Linked DNA regions of Homo sapiens: region 1 is linked to region 2. Evidence: read pairs that join two places in POLR2A ChIA-PET (ENCODE). Cell type or tissue: MCF 10A. All regions are shown on one strand. Links, peaks and the distances in the headings refer to the core of each region. The heading gives the core; the rest is flanking DNA. Region 1 has its middle 16 kb from the start of LINC02230. Region 2 has its middle 26 kb from the start of TMEM171.

Evidence for each region. Peaks named below come from ENCODE experiments on the same cell type or tissue, not always from the same donor. Only the 100,000 strongest peaks of a DNase experiment are listed, where the experiment ranks them.
Region 1: POLR2A ChIA-PET joins it to region 2 with 8 read pairs; 1 of 35 experiments calls an interaction of 5 or more read pairs at or near these places.

Annotation. Positions count from the first base shown.
Region 1 is chr5:73,319,497-73,324,884 of GRCh38, forward strand. No RefSeq gene overlaps it. Among named protein-coding and RNA genes, the nearest start is that of LINC02230, 16 kb to the right of the region's middle. RefSeq lists enhancers at 1,912-3,111, 2,392-2,999. In MCF 10A, for the core only: no CTCF peak of the experiment used is centred there; a DNase peak (open chromatin) is centred at 2,445.
Region 2 is chr5:73,091,403-73,096,790 of GRCh38, forward strand. No RefSeq gene overlaps it. Among named protein-coding and RNA genes, the nearest start is that of TMEM171, 26 kb to the right of the region's middle. In MCF 10A, for the core only: no CTCF peak of the experiment used is centred there; a DNase peak (open chromatin) is centred at 2,769.

The DNA.
Region 1 (5,388 bases), core at 70-5,069, 230 kb after region 2:
TTCTTACCTGTGACACCCTATTTCCTGTCCTCTCCTAGCCTCAAGCCCCTCTTCCAGGATTGAGGTTTCTTGTATTTACTCACCCACTTTTATTTAAAAAAAAAAGCAAACCTCTCCTAAGGTTTCTGTCCCACCTGTGGGGCCCCTGAGCCATGGTCCAGCAGTTTTCTTCTCCCTGTACACCCTCCACATTTGCCACCAGACCTTTCATACCACAGAGCTTGAAGCACCTGAACATGGGATTGATGGGCTCAGGCAGCTTCTGCATGGTAGTGCCTGCTTGAATTTATTGCCACCACCACCAGTCCCAACCAGACACCAGGATCTGAACTGCGTTGGACACCCAGTCCAGATTTCTATCTGAAAATCTTTTGCTATGGTCTTTTAATTGCAGGTTTTATGGAGACAAAAAGAAATGGCTGACTTTAGCCTCATGATGAGAATGGTGTTATGTATGGTTAACTTGAGCATATTGTAAGCAGTGATAGAGTTTCTGCTATCTGCTCATAATTCCCTCTTCTCCTCAAAAAAAAAGTAGTGAAAACTCATAGCCAGTGTGGGAGCCAGCTTTCAAGATGGCCTCTGGTGGTGTTCACCTGCTGGTCTTCACAACTGTTGTATGCTTCCCTTCCATGTTATAATAGATTGATTCTGTACGGCCAATAGAATATGGCAGAAGTGTTGGTATGTCACTTTCAAGATTTAATTATAAAAGGTACAGATATATTAACCTATTAACCTATAAGTAGAGCAATCTATCTCTCTAATCACTCATTCTGGGAGAAGCCATCAGCCATATTGTGAGCTGCTCTGTGGAGAGGCCCAGATGGTAAGGAACTGAGGCCTCCTGCCAACAGCCATGTGAGTTCGTCATCTAAGAAGTGGCTCCTCCAAGCCTCAGCCAAGCCTTCAGATGACTGCAGCCCCAGCCAATATCTTCACTGAAACCTTCCAAGAGACCCCAAGACAGAAGCACTAGCTAAACTGCTCCTGAATTTCTGACCTACAGAAACTGTGAGATAATAAATGTTTGTTATTTGAAACCATTCAGTTTTAATGGTAGTTTGTTATGCAGCAAGATAACCAATATAACCAGGAATGGGGATCACCCCACACTTATTCCTCCTCTGGATGTCCTAGCTCAGCTAAGCTTCTTCTTGGCCCTTTACCACTCTTGTCATCAGATGGTCTGCCCTGAGATGAGAACATCTTTGCACATGAACTTGCATAATCAGCCTTAACCTCAGTTCATAGGCTAAATTAAAAATTGTTAATAAAGATGTGGAAAAATAATTATTTTAACTGGTATCTAAAGAAAAGCAAATTAATACAAATATAAAATTCTATTTTTTATTTATCAAAATAGTAAGGTTTTAGAAAACATTGATACTTAATGGTGAAAAGGTGGTTCAATCCTTCTGAAATGTATTAAGAACATTCAAAAATTTTGATCTTTGATGCAGAGTTGATTATACTTCTAGGAATAGATCTGATGAAAGTAATGAGAAATGCAGATAGAAATTTATAGCTAAAGATATTCACTACAGCATTTACAGTAGCCAAACATTAGACACAACCTTTGGTCCAACAATAAGGGATTTGTTTTTAAAAAAAGTTATGGGCCGAGCACGGTGGCTCATGCCTGTAATCCCAGCACTTTGGGAGGCCAAGGCAGTTGGATCATGAGGTCAAGGGATCGAAACCATCATGGCCAACATGGTGAAATCCCGTCTGTTCCAAAAATACAAAAATTAGCCAGGCGTGGTGGTGCATGCCTGTAGTCCCAGCTACTCAGGAGGCTGAGGCAGAAGAATCACTTCAACCGTGAGGTGGAGGTTGCAGTGAGCTGAGATCACGCCACTGCACTCCAGCCTGGTGACAGAGTAAGACGCTGTCTAAAAAAAAAAAAAAAAAAAAAAAAGGTACATTTATTTTATTTGAAATTATGTAGCTACTGAAAACTAAGGTTATAAAGTTTTTTACTATGTGGAAAATGTTTCAGTAAAAATATAGGACACAATTATAAACGCAATATAGCCTTAGTTCTAGAAATGTAAATATGCATGAATCGAAAACTGGGGAAAAATGTGCTAAAATATTAGCATCAATTATTGTTTGAATAATCCTCCCCAGCAACGATTTGGAACAATTATTTTCTTCTCCATAGTCCTCAGAATTTTTAGAATTTTCACATTGGAGAGGTATTACTTTTAAATCAGAAAATAAAATGTTTAAAAATTGCATAGATGTAGGCAGTATAGCTTCTTAAAGTATCCAGTATTTGCCTTTGCCTTTTATCCATGAACCACAATGTTTTGGGTGATTCATGAATGATTCACATCAAAAGCCCTGGCCTATCTAAAATTTCATATTTCTTCTTGCTCTTTCAGGTAGGAGATTAATGAACATTCCAGAATGAGACTATGGCGTGGGAAGGAAGTGTGTAATGAACCCAGGAGGATGCCTAGGAGATGTGTCCATTGTAGCATTCTAGGTGTGACCACAAAGTGCCCAGCATGTGGCATTCTGAAGAAGGCCCTATGAGCTCAGCATTCTATTTCCTTTACTCAGAATGGAAGCAGGAAGATAGAATTCAATTGCAAAATGTTGGTCACTGACTCTGAAAAGGATTCAAATTACTGACAGCTTAAAGTAATCAATGCTATGAAAGCCATAATTATCCCAATACTGCAAAGATTTGGAGGTTTAACAACAACAACAACAACAAAAACCAGTTCTCCCAATCTGTGTCTTTCTGTCTGCATCTCTGTGGTTACATAACTAGAAAAGGGCCGGTTCAGGAATGAATCCCAGATGGCTCCGCTCAGTGTTTGCTTTGAAGTCGGTTCAATTCGATTTATCTGGTCTGTGGTTTGAGGATAGGGTGGAAGGATCCAACTACACAACAGTGCCCAGACCCCAGAGTAGGGACAGAACATCTGCTTCCTGGGCACAAGTGCATGAGGAAAGGATTTACCCTTCAAGGGTGTTGATTCTGATCCTGGCTACATGGGGGAGAGGGGTGTGGGGTGTTGCTTCCTGGCCTGCTCAGCCTGGGGTCTCGGGGGCTGCTTCTCACCCTGCTGTGTGAAAGCCATGGCTGTAAGTCCCAGCCAAGCTTGGCCCCACGGGTCTCCTACACCCAGGAAGGTGTCAGACCATCTCAGCTGGGTAAGGTCAAGTGGGGCCCCGGGGTTCCGCCCTTCATTGTGGGTCTTGGTATTTATAGCTTCTCGCTCTGTTCATTTTCTCTCAGGTGGTTAATTATATCATTTCTCTCTCCAGTTTTCTGAAAGGAATAATTGACTCAAGAGGCTGGCCTGTCAAATATTTGTGTAGGGCAGTGTGCAGTGACTGAGGAAGGCATGGAAAGTGAGACAGTGCCATTGAGAATGGCGGGACCACAGAAGGCCAGTGCCAGGAAGGCACTAATGTCATCTAGTTCCCAGGCTGCAGACCCAGATGGCTACAGGGACAGAGCAGGTTCCCTAAAGGCGGGAACTGGGCTGGTATTGAGCAGAGGGACTGTAGGTCGGAGAGTGCGCACCCTTCCTAAAGATATGCAAATAAAAATGTTAATAATAATTTGTAGCCCAAAGAAAACACAATTGCAGGTTGGATTTGGCCCAAGGGTCAGCATTTGGACATTCTTGGGTGGTCCTGCACCTTCAATGTACAGACAATAAACAGGTCCAGGGACCTATCCAGTTGATGACTAGCCGAGCCTAGAACACTAGTCTTCCAGCTCCCTGGCCAGGGGACCTTCTGGTCTAGATCTCTGCTGACAAACTGACGCTGTGACAGCCCCTCCACCCTGCACCCCATAATGACAGTTTGACAGAAAAAGAAAAAGCACTCTGTCAACCCCTACTTATTTCAGGAAATGGCCAGCTACAGAAAAATGTCCACCCCTAACATGAAATGTCCCATACTGCTCGCTTGCCCACTTGCCAAAGGTCTGCCCAGCATCCTCGAAGACCGATCAGAAAGTCTCCCTGCTTCCAAAATTCCCACCCTAATAGAATGATTGCTGATCAGAGACCGTCTCTATATTTCTCTTTCTACTCCATGAAACACGTTGTCCTTTCTAACACTTTTCAACCCCTGCTGAAACCAAAGGGACCTGCAGATGCTTCCCTTGCCACAAGCTTATCAAGAGACACTGCACTCCCATATTTATTGCACAATAGCCAAGATTTGGAAGCAACCTAAGTGTCCACAACAGACGAATGATAAAGAAAATGTGGTACATACACACAATTCAGCCATAAAAAGAATAAGATCTTGTCATCTGCAACATGGAAGAAACTGGAGGACATTATGTTTGTTAAGTGAAATAAGCCAGGCATGGAAAGACAAACTTTGCATTTTCTCACTCATTTGTGGGAGCTAAACATTAAAACAATTGAACTCATGGAGATAGAGAGTGGAATGATGGTTACCAGAGGCTGGGAAGGGTAGTGGGGTGGGGGTAGGGAGGTGTGGAAGGGGCAGATGGTTAATGGGTACAAAAATACAGTGGCATAGAATGAATAAGATTTAGCATTTGATAGCATAACAGGGTGATTACAGTCAACAAAAACTTATTGTACATTTTTAAATAAGTAAAAGAGTGTAATTGGAATGTATGTAACACAAAGAAATAATAAATGCTTGATGTGATGGATACCCCATTTACCCTGATGTGATTATTACACATTGCAAGCCTGTATCAAAATATCTCATGCACCCCATAAATATATACACCTACTGTGTACCCACAAAAATTAAAAATTAAAAAAGAGAAACAGCCGTGTTCATTTTGTCCTGGACATAGGTTTGGACACTGGCATGTGTCAGAAGACTGCAGCTCTCAGGGATTTTGCCCCGTATCTGCCCGTTCCTGGCAGAGTAGATACTCTGTCCCCAGTCACCTGCAAACTGTAACTATCACTCTAAAGCAGCCTGCATTCCTAGGATGCCCCCTGGGAATTTCTGCTCCCCCTGCCCTGGAGCTGCAGGAGAGGTGCATGAGCCCACAAGGATGGGCAACCCATCAGTCCACCTCTGGGCTGTGCACAGTAATTTCGGTGCAGGGTGTTCTCCAGAGTCCAACCATCCTTTGTCCTTGGCGTCCCCCAGTCCCAGCCCCACCTCCTGGCCTCCCAGTCCTAACTTGGGAATTCTGTTCCAGCAGTACCCGTAACCTCTGCACTGCTGTTTTTCTCAACAGTTTTTTCTGTCCTGAAGGAGACCTCATCCAGTCAACATCTACTCACTCAACATTTTCTATGTGGCTCAAGTTCCAAAAGAAGCCTCAGTGAGCAAAAGCCCTTCCTCTCCCTCCCCTGTGAGAGTCTGCCTAATGCCATGATTACAATAGCTAGTATTTGTTGAACACTTACTATT
Region 2 (5,388 bases), core at 237-5,236:
TGCTAGCTGCTGCAATAGCTAAGCACAATACTTACTACATTGCTCTTATCACAGTCATAAGTAGGTTTGAGGAGGAGTTCTGCTCCATATAGTAATTCAGGGGCCCAGGCTCTTCCCATTCTGTGATTCTGCTTAAAATCTTCATTTGGCCGGCAGATGAAGAAAAAGCAAAGATTAGATGGGAGTTTTTATGGGCCAGGCCCAGAAGAATTGGCATCATCACTTCTGACCATATTCCATGAGCCAGGATTTGATCTTGTGGCTCCAACCAACTGCAAAAAAAGATGGGAAATGTAGTTTGGTTATGTGCCCAGGAAGAAAACGGGGTTTTGATAAACACAGAGTAAACCTCTGCCATGTACCCCACCCCTGCTCCATTTTGTTATTTTCTTTGTTCCTTTTTCCTAATGTGCATTTAATGGTTTCAGTGGCTCTCAGTATTAAAGGTTTTTTCCATGATTTCTTACTGTATGTAGCTATTTTATCCATATTTTTAAATATATATAATTATTTCCATACGCCTCCTAATGATCGTTTCTGAATGAACATTTGTGATAACTCAGAAACCACTGCTTATCTTTTTAGCATGAGTGTTTTATCTGTCAGTAATGTTTTTAGCCTCAAGTAACAGAAACAGAACTAAGAATGGTTTAAACCAGCAGTACCAACCTTTTTGGCACCAGGGACCAGTTTTGTGGAAGACAATTTTTCCATGGATGAAGCGGTGTGGGGAGATAGTTTCAGGATGAAACTGTTCCACTCAGATCATCAGTCATTAGTTAGATTCTCATAAGGAGCGTACAACTTAGATCCCTCACATGCGCAATTCACCATAGGACTTCCGTTCCTGTGAGAATCTAATGCTGCCGCCGATCTGACAGGAGGCAGAGCTCAGGCAGTAATGCTTGCTCACCTGCTGCTCACCTCCTGCTGTGCAACGTGGTTCCTAACAGGCCACAGATCACTACCAGTCTGTGGTCTGGGGTTGGGGTCCCCTGGTTTAAACATTTTTTTCATATCACAGCTCAAGTTACCTCTTGTTGGCATTGGTCAGAACAAGTCATTCGCCCTTTCTTTACGGTTGGAGTATGGCAGCCATAGCTCCAGACTGTATGTGTTTACATCCACAGCTAGGAGGGACAGTTCCAGTATGTCTGTCTTTTTTTTGTACGAAGAGTAAAAGTTTTTCCAGAAGCTCCCAGCTCGTATCTGTTTACGTTCTGTTGGCCTGAATTATGTAAGACAGGCAGAGAAAACAAGTAGCCTTCATAATGAAGGTGGGTAAAGGAGAAGGGCCTAGGAATGGCTGGAAGTAAGCTGGCCAGCAATCAGACACAGAATTTCTGCTGGTACAGGCATGTTTCCATATAGCATATTGCCAAGCAAGTCTGCACCTATCCCAATCAACTTTTTAACCCATTTTTTAAATAGTGTGAACTCAGCAATGAGCAGGATGAACTTAATTAAGTATTCAACTTTTTAGGAACAGTAAACTGGTATAATCTTTCTGACGATTTGAATCCAAAGGCTTTAAAATTTTTTTTTAATCTATGTATCATGTAAACTAGTCATTCACTTGGGAATTTGTCCTAAGAAAATAATGAGACATAAGCAAAATTATGTATGCAAAGATGTTTATTGCAACATTGTTTATAGTATGCAAAATTGAGAGGGTTGGCTGAGTTGATAACTCCCATATAGTGATACACTATGCGGCTTTTAAAAATAATTGTGAAGATCCACAGTCACTGATATTGAGATATTACCACAATATTATTAAATGGTAAAAGGTAATATGCCATTTTTGTTTTTAAAAGTGCATACATCAGGCCAGACGCAGTGGCTCACGCCTGTAATCCCAGCACTTTGGGAGGCCGAGGCGGGCAGGTCATTTGAGGTCACAAGTTCAAGACCAGCCTGGCCAACATGGTGAAACCCCATCTCTACCAAAAATACAAAAATTAGCCAGGCATGGTGGCGCATGCCTATAATCCCAGTTACTTGGGAGGCTGAGGTGAGGCAGGAGAATCACTTGAACCCACGAGATGGAGGCTGCAGTGAGCCGAGATCGCACCACTGCATTCCAGCCTGGGTGACAGAGTGAGGAAAAAAAAAAAAAAAGCATACATCTAGAGCAAAACTTTTTGCAAAAGCATTCACCAAGCCGTTATAATCTATAGGTGGTGGGATTTTTATTTTTAACAATATGTTAGGTGTTATCTAAATTTTTTTATAATTAGTACATATTACATCTACAATTATAAACTAACTATGTTTTGGAAAATAGTTGCATAGAGTGCAAGTTGAACTTTCTGTTGATGCACAAAGATCTCTTCACATAAGGATCTTCCTATTTTGATTATTGCCTTGCCTTACGTGGTCCTACCAATATAGCCAGGTTTTTTGTTTGTTTTGTTTTGTTTTGTTTGTTAACGTATGAAGTAGATTGCTGATCTAATTTTTATTCTTTTTGGTCTCAAAGCCAAATGTCATATTTTGTTTTCCCTAAGTGGATACAGGATCAGTTTGTTTTTTTTTTCTGGGAATATATTTTGCCCAAATTACTCTCTTAAGAAAAGTGTCGGCCGGGTGCGGTAGCTCACGCCTGTAATTCTAGCACTCTGGGAAGCTGAGGTGGGCGGATTGCCGGAGCTCAGGAGTTCAAAACCAGCCTCGCCAACATGGAGAAACCCTTTCTCTACTAAAAATACAAAAAACTAGCTGGGTGTGGTGACACATGCCTGTAGTCCCAGCTACTCCCAAGGCTGAGGCATGAGTCACTTTCACTCAGGAGGTGGAGGTTGCAGTGAGCCAAGATCATGCCACTTCACTACAGACTGGGTGACAGAACAAGGCTCTGTCTCAAAGAAAAAAAAATGTGATCCAGAGAAGTGACAGAGGTTAGCCTTTGGCAAAATTAAGAGCCTTTTAAGTTCAGAACCTTAATGTCATCACATACTCAATGAATAGTGACTGTTTACACCATTGAAATTCCCAAAAAGAGTAACCTAAAGAGTGATGAGCTTGCAACAAAGATTAGGTTATTTGGTTTTTCCACCTTCTGTCAATAAAATATTTCCATTAGTTGGGGAACTTATGGAGTGAATTTCAAATTGTTCAGGAAGTGTAAAGGCATACTTTGAAACCATCTTCATGCTATTTGCATGAAGCATGTTTCAGTATGACAGGCAACCAGGGTACCTGCTTGAGGTAAGGTGACCTTTAAGGTTGGTGATTGACTGTATACATCAGAATCATAATCCTGTCAGTGCAAAATTGCAGTTGCTTGCTTTACTTCTTTTTGATCTGAGTTGATGGCACCCACAATATTTAGAAGTTCTGGGGTCTCTGACCCCAGGCACCTCCCCACTCAGATTAGGGAAAGTCCCCTCGAAGTACCAGCTCATTAGGAGGAAATCAGTGAGTAATTCACAATTTAAACATTTCACACATCTGCAAAGTAACTATGATCAGTAATGACCTCTTTCCTACCCAGTTTTTCAGGATGTAGGGGGCTTCAAAGTCAAACAGAAGCGCAAGTTGTTTTCTTTAAGAGGGCTTACAATGATGGACTGCATGTACGACGGCGGTCCCAGACTGTATATCTCTAATACAAAGGTTAAAAGCTAAAACTATAGCCAAAATAATTTGTTAAAGGATACACAATAAAAAATGTAATTTTTTAATTGAACAAAATGTGGGGTTGGGAGTAAAATGGATTTCCTTTTTTTTTTTTGTATGTAATAAGATCAAGTTGTTATCAGCTTAAAAAGCAGGGAGGTCATTACAAATTAGATTCATATATATGAGCAGATTTTTGTTTCTCCTGAAAGAAAACAAGTCATATGAAATAATGTGAAACATAGAAGATTGCTAATAACTACTAAAAATAGAAATTTGGTTTGTAGGCAGACTATGAGAAAGATAAGACATACCTATGTGCTTCCTGAAATCTTTGGGCAGCACATATTATGTGGGAATTTTTAAATATAAATATTTTCAAGTTCAGTAATTACTGTAGCCTTCAAACGTCCCAAAGCATGCATATTTTATGACTTAAATAAATTTTTCAGATATTTTCTACTTTGCTATAAAAGTCTTGTGAATGTCAACCTCTGTTTATTTTTTTCATGTGAATGACTGCAAAACCTCTGCATCACCTAGAATTGGCTTAGAGCAGTCAAGGAAAAATACCTAGATATCTGCTATATTATTAGTGTCTTTGAGGTTAGCTTCTGAAAAGAAACTCTGGAGAATATGTTTCCTCTAATGAGGCGTTAAAGTGCTGGTCAGCCAGTAGGACTGACTCCCACAGATAAGCTTCTGCCTCTTAAGCACCAAAGTTTGTTTTGTTTTGGAGGCAGAGTCTCACTTCGTTGCCCCGCCTAGAGTGGATCACAGCTCACTGTAACCTCAAACTCCTAGGCTCAAGCAATTCTCCCCTGCCTTAGCCTCCTGAGTAGCTGAGAATACAGGCGTGTGCCACCACACCCAGCTGTTTTTTTTAATATTTTGTAGAGATGAGGTCTCACTATATTGTCAAGGCTGGTCTTGAACTTCAGCCTCAAGAAATCCTCCACTCCGCCTCCCAAAATGCTGGGATTATAGGTGTGAGCCACTGCACCCAGCCAAGCACCAAGATATTGTGGGTGATAGGTACCATGCAGTGCCCTGTGGAGATTTTTAACTGAAAATATTTATGTCAAATTATTACGCAAGTATACTCTGCCTTCACAGCTAAGTAAGCTTTTTATAATCCTCTGTTATTTTGCAACTTTAAACCCACCACTCATTGTTATTCCTTTCAACTGCAAAAAAAAAAAAAAAAAAAAAAGCCACTTCCTTGTTTAAGAGCAAAGGTGTCATGAACACCGCTGTTTGGCTATGCCCTTGTGGCTCCAGAAATGTTAACAGTCATCTGAAAGCACAGGTCTCTCTCTAAGTCATGAGGTTTAAACACATAGCTCACTGTTACTGGGTACAGTTGAAGGGCATCTTTTAAATGTGAAATGACTACTTAGCAAAGTGGCTATTTCATGAGAAATGTGGCAGTCCTCACCCTTAGTCATCCTAGCTGTGGCTGGTAAGAGTTAGAAAATGGTCAGCTCTGAGGGGCAGGCCTGTTGTTGGGTCATTCCCAATTTGGATATGTGAACACCTTAGCTTGCCTTCTGTGGTTAGTGCTAAATGTAAAATTGGCTCTAACATGCTAAATTGTACAGACATAACTTTTGTGAATCTCCTAGGGAAGTGTTTGTAGAGGCAATGCCAGGAAGCCGCCTTGAAGATTAGCAGAGGCATAACTAGCCTTGGGCTGACCTAATGTCCACTGACTGTCTCTAAGAATTTACCTGATGAGGAACCTACCTCATATATATATGTAGAGAG